2 separate regions of the Mus musculus genome follow, and region 2 is linked to region 1. The links are chromatin loops, found by intact Hi-C in ENCODE. Cell type or tissue: gastrocnemius. All regions are shown on one strand. Each heading gives the region's core, and the rest is flanking DNA. Links, peaks and the distances in the headings are about the cores only. Region 1 holds the start of Abca1 (ATP-binding cassette, sub-family A (ABC1), member 1). Region 2 overlaps Gm12496 (a long non-coding RNA gene).

The links. A loop is a pair of places that touch in the nucleus more often than their neighbours do. Peaks named below come from ENCODE experiments on the same cell type or tissue, not always from the same donor. Only the 100,000 strongest peaks of a DNase experiment are listed, where the experiment ranks them.
Region 2: a loop joins it to region 1, with 9 times the contacts of the local background. A loop is called at or near these places in 16 of 42 quality-filtered maps.

What each region holds. Positions count from the first base shown.
Region 1 is chr4:53,157,268-53,160,180 of GRCm38, reverse strand. It overlaps Abca1 (ATP-binding cassette, sub-family A (ABC1), member 1), which reads left to right and starts at 286. Exons shown (of 50, transcript NM_013454.3): 1 at 286-505. In gastrocnemius, for the core only: a CTCF peak has its summit at 1,381; DNase peaks (open chromatin) are centred at 766 and 1,360; H3K4me3 peaks cover 2,500 bases; H3K27ac peaks cover 2,124 bases.
Region 2 is chr4:53,353,942-53,356,854 of GRCm38, reverse strand. The region is part of intron 2 of Gm12496 (a long non-coding RNA gene); the gene reads left to right. Among named protein-coding and RNA genes, the nearest start is that of Gm52737, 28 kb to the right of the region's middle. In gastrocnemius, for the core only: CTCF peaks have their summits at 249 (motif pointing left) and 1,710 (motif pointing right); a DNase peak (open chromatin) is centred at 1,623; H3K27ac peaks cover 183 bases.

The sequences.
Region 1 (2,913 bases), core at 305-2,804:
CGGAGTTTCCCGTTTCCCGAAGGCTAGCAGGTCAGGGCCAGGGCTACAGAAAGCGGGCCCCACAAAGCTCTCACCATGCGCCCCCAGTGCCCGCTGCGGCGGCGCACTGTCGCCGGTTTAAGGGGCGGGCCATGTCTCCACGTGCTTTCTGCTGAGTGACTGAACTACATAAACAGAGGCCGGGAAGGGGGCGGGGGAAAGAGGGAGAGAACAGCGTTTGACCGGTAGTAACCCCGGCGCTCGGCACAGCCGAATCTATAAAAGGAACTAGTCGCGGCAAAAACCAGTAATTCCGAGGGCGAGCGAGCGGGCCGGGACCGGCAGAGCCCACTTCTCTCCGCGGCGCAGCGCAAAGCTGGGCAGGGGGCGCCGCGGGACCCGCGCAACCACAGCCGGCTTGGGGAGCTGCTCTGCTCCCTGTTTCCCCCCACTTTTTTCTTCCCCTTTCTGGAAGGGTTTGTGCAGGGGTAGGGAAAACAGACTCAAACAGCAAAGTGGAAAACAGGTAAGAGGTTCTTCAGTGACTTGGGCATTTTGTTTCGGGGCCAAGGAAGCGTTGGGAAGCTCTCCGTTTTGGGGACACTGGGGGGACTCGAACTCCCATGTACCTTACTTCTGGGGATGCAAATAGTACAGGGGAGGCATAAACAGGGAAAGAATGTTCTGGGACGGGCCCTGTCGACCCTGGGACTCAGAACTGCCGCACTCGGGTCTCCCGGAATCGGAGACCAGCGAGAGCATCTCCGGCGTCGGAGACTCGCCTCTTGGGCGCAGTGTGAGCCAAGGTTCCCGGACGTCCTCGGGGTACAGCCAGTGGGGTAGGGAGAAGGGAATCCTCTACAAAGGGTCTCCTTTTGTCTGGCGCGGGGTAGGCCGTCGCCCACAAGTGTCACATCTGAGTCCTCACTCCATTATTTAACTGGTTTGTGTTGGCCTCTGACTTGGAGGTTCTCTTCCCGGGACTGGGACTGCATGTCCTTGTTTCCAAAGAACTCTAGTAGGAAGTGTCCTAAACGGGGTCTTTTATGTTACTGCTGCTTGAGTTCTCTGGGCTTTGTTCGACTCCGGGGTCCTGCCCACAGGCTTCCTGCGCTCTGGAGGGCTGCAGTCCCTGGCGCAAAGTGGGAGACCACTTTTGTTCCTTCTAAAGACAGAAAACTTAAGAGAGTCTGCAGAAACCCGAAACTGGGGTGCCCAATCCACCCTCATCTTACTGCTTTTTGCTAGTCTTCCCTTGGGGAGACTTCGGGCTGAGCACCGATTGGGAAGCTGGGGCTAGGTTGTGCAGCCGAATGACCGCAAGTAACCCCATCGGGCAGCACAGAACTCGCAGCTCGGGTGCTGGGCCGGGCTCCGCCGCCAGGGGGTGGGGGCTGGGCGGCCTGCGGGTGGCCCCTGGAGACTGGCCCGCAGCGCCTCCTGGCCGGGTAGCCTAGGTATGGCCTGGTGCGGAGTGAGAGTCTCTAGTCCTTTTGCTTCACTGTGAATCTGGTCAAAACTGGTGTTTCCAAACTGGGAGGAAACCCGAGGCCAAGAAAGCCAGTCTATGTTTTCATGTTGTTGTTTTTTTCTTTTTTGTTTTTGTTTTTTGTTTGTTTGTTTGTTTCCTGACTCCCAGACCGTTGCTCAATGAGGTTCTTGGGGATGTTGGCTGATGACAACCTTGTGGATAGGTGCCTGTTTTGGTTTCTGCACTTACCTCTGGAAAAGAGAGAAATACTTATTAAACTGTTTGCTTTTTTTTTTTTTTTTGACTTTGTGTGTTTGTTTGGGAAAACTAAGTGTCACTAGAAATAATTAGTTTGCCCCATTTGCTGCAATGGTATCACCATTCCAAAACAAAACAAGAATTTACTTCGACATCCTTCCAAGGAAGTGGGCAGAATAAATGTACAATAAAGGACAGATAAACAAAAGGAACACTTCTGGCTTAAGATGTAGGCCCCCGGTAGAGTCTACCTTGTACAAGACCTTGGGTTCTAGCACCACCAACCACAGAAGCAAAGCAAAACAAAACAGCACAAACCTTCCTTGAAGAGAATTGGTACACCACTTTCTTTCTGTGGCTCAGCCCTCACCTCCCACAGCACACACCTGACACATGCCTGCAGGCTCGAAAGCACACCCTTACCTCTTAGTCATAATTCGGAACCCTGACCCAAGTATTGATACTCTACAAGACATAAATGCCAATTAAAAAGGAGTTGTTTATCATCACCACTTTTCTTTCAGCCCATTTTTAATATTCTAATGCACACATAAGGACAACGTATTGCTGTTCCCATTGTTGAAAAACACTTCCCCCACATCAAAGGAGGTATAGACAAGCATAGAGAATATTTGAGTGGATAGTATATCAATATATAAATAATAAAGATAAATTACAGTTTCTATTGTAAGCATGTCTTTTCCTCAGCGCTATCACAAGTCATTAAAATAGGGCTTTTTTTTTTTTAAAGAAAGGTGTGATGCACAGAATTGATTATTATCTATGTGGTAACAAGTTGAATCTGAGGGTTGAGGGAAGGAAATTTTCAGCAACATAATGCTCATAGTACCATTTTGGAGCAAAAATTGCTACCATAGAATAAGTCATGGGTCTCCTTGTGAAAGTCACTGGGGTTCTGGAGGGGTCACTGGTGGTGACTTGGGTATTTGTGACGGGTGTCTTCCCGAAGATGAGTATTTTAAATCCAGCCCCCTAAAGTATTTTTTATTAGCACCCAAAGGCAGGCCTGTTGTGGCCCTTGGATGCATCTTGATTTGGAATGTGTGCGTGGTTGATGGGAGACCGTGAATTAGTCTGGAATTGGAAAGGGTGACTGGGGCTGATTGGTTTTCTACCTCTCTTCATGGAAACCCCAATGCAAACACTATTTAAAAAAAAAAAAAGAATGATACTTAGCAACTCAG
Region 2 (2,913 bases), core at 171-2,670, 200 kb before region 1:
ATGCGACTTTTTTTCTTGTTGCTTTGAGGCAGGGTCTTACTGTGTAGCCCCAGTTATCCTGGAACTTACTGTGTTGACTAGACTGGTCTTGAACTCGGAGAGATCCACCTGTTTCTGCCTGTTGAGTGCTGGCACTAAAGGTATGCTTCTGTATCTTAACGAAGGACATTTTGTCTCCTTAGAGGACATTTGGTAATCATTAGGGATATATTTTGTCATAATTTTGGGGTTGCTGCTGACATCTAGTGGAGCCAGGCATAGCACTTATTATCCCTGCAATCTGGAGGACAGATTTCCCCATCTCCATAGCAATAATTCTCTAGCCCCACATGACCTTAGTGTTGAGGCTGATTTTGAATTATACCAAAGCAGGTGGCAAACATAAATGTGGCCAGCCTGCTCCCCAGGTCTGTCCTGCCCTCATCTTCTCTCCCTTTATCTCTCTGTTTTTGGGTACCAGTTACCAGCTAACTCAGAAAATGATTCCTTATATCTATGTCAAGTAAAATCCGTAATTCTTTTCAGAAGCCGACTGGAAAAATATGATTTCAGACGAGTGACAGGAACTTCTCCCCCGGGTAGTTCATTCAGGCTGTGGGTTGACAGGCTTTCTGCACAGGGAAGGGGAATTAATCGTTTAAACTTGGCAGACCATGTGGCCTCTGTGAGAACCACCATAGAGTAGAACACATCTTAATTCTTAAAGGAAGGGACATATATCTGTGTTCCAATAAAACCTTAGTTTCAAAGCATGTTGATAGTTTGCATATTTGGAAAAATAGCTCAGTCTGTCCCAGTCACTTTCTCAACCAAAGCTTTATTCTGGTGTCGCATGCCTTCATCTTGTGTTCAAAAAGCCCCCGAAGGCTGTTATTGGTATCCGGGTCGGTATCACAGCCTTCTTGATGATGCTGGTGCTTTAGCTGCGTGTTCTGAGATCCTGTCCGCAGTTCCTGCACAGAATGGAGAGCCTTATTAAATACCACAGCTATAACACAACGTCTGTCCATTAGCAACTGTGCCAAGGATGCTGACCAATGACAGAGGAGAACCTGGAGAGCTTTGGGAGAGTCACATAATTCTGTGGTTCTTGCCTAGAAATGCTGAGGTCAAGCCTAGGAAAAACCACTGCAATGCATTATGGGCCTCATCATCAAAGGGAAGAGAAATTGTGCTATGCCAGAGGATGTGACTTCAAAGCACTGCTTTATTTTTCATGGGGCATGTGGGGGGTTATTCATACCAGTTCCCACGTCCAGACTTGTGAGATCTCAAGGACTTGGGAGTAAACTTTGGCCCATCTTACTGGTTGCAGTCACTACATTTACTTTATCCTGATCATGGAACTTTGGAATTAAAAATACCCAAATGGAAATTAGTTTAGTTTGTTGAACCTGACAGCCCTCTACAAAGAGCTTGAGGAAGCCCTGGGCTGGGGAGCTGTGCTTCGATGGAGAGAGGACTTCCAGCTCCTTGGTCTGGGAGCAATAGAGAGCTTTGCAGCTTCAGCCATATCTGTAGGTTCCTTTACAGTTGTAGTAGGAGTAGTGAGCAGATGGCAGTCGAGGCACACCAGTGCTGATAGAATCACTCTCACCCCACGCCCAATCCCTGTGGGTCAGGCCAGGACTCTTGAAACCAAGAGGTGCAGGACTGCCCTGTGTGTGCACTTGGAGCCTGGCTAAGCAAGTACGTTCATCTTCCTCAGTCACTAGGTGGCAGAATATAATTAAGATGTCAGAGTGTCTCCTGAAACATTGGAGGATGGTTTTCCGTCCCTACTTTAATGGCCTCCTTCATTACTTTGCAGTATTTGCTAGTGACATTCAGGACTGAGGTAATGGCATAAACATTTCCCTCCGCAAACACATCCTTGCATCTATTCAGGTTTTTAATGTTTTTATTCAGCTGTCCCATCTCTTAGGAAGAAGTCTCTTTAACTCGAAGTACATTCCATTCCGGATGACTGCTCCTCAGACCTCCCAAACTTCCAAGTTTTACCCGTTATTTTGTTATTCATTAGGGGACAGAAATACATACCTTCTTGCCATCTGTAAAATTTCAAATCATTTTTCACATTAAATATGAGATAAATCCATCGTGTAGATGAAAGCTCAGTGAGTCCATATGGATAATAAATATTTCTTAGTAATACTTATTTACTGATAACAGATTTGTTGGTTTTCCTAATGTTAAAGAAAATAGTCACTCATGTGAAAAAAGTCTGAAAATTTGGAAAGGAATATGAAAGGAAAGATAGACAGCAATCCTATTATTCAGAGAGACCAATTAAAAAGAGGTTATGGTGCCCCAGAATAATTCATCTTATCAAGCTGATGATGGGAAAAAGCTAAAAAGCCTCTTCATAGATAAATGTAAGCCCATTAAGATCTGATCCTTGGCTACCTAAAATTCTAGGTCAGCACTTAAAACAGAACATGCTGTTTTTATTAACATTTTATTATAGCAGATTTTAAGCATGTGCAGAAAAAAACGCAGAGAAGATGATAAACCCGCTGTGTGCACTCCACACCTAGCTTTAAAAATGAACAGTACAGAACCCATCTGACTCATTAATACATGCCAAAATGTCTTTCCTTTACGATATTTTGAGGCAAACCCCTGACTTGTTTTGCTTCATATTTACCTAGGCTAGTGCTAACCTTTAAAATAAAGTCTATTGTGCAGCTTTGGTGATCAACCCAAGTAAACAAGGGAATATAATCTCATGAATCACAATAAGGGTATGCAAAGCTACTCACTCTCAAAGAGAGTCCTAGCCTTGTTGAGGGTGGGGATGGTCTGGCTACTGGGTCAGACTCACTGCTCAGAGAATCTGGAATTAATTTTGCTGGGGAAAAAAATATAACCTGAACCTAGAGTGGATCTGTCTACAGCCTCTGTGTGACTGCA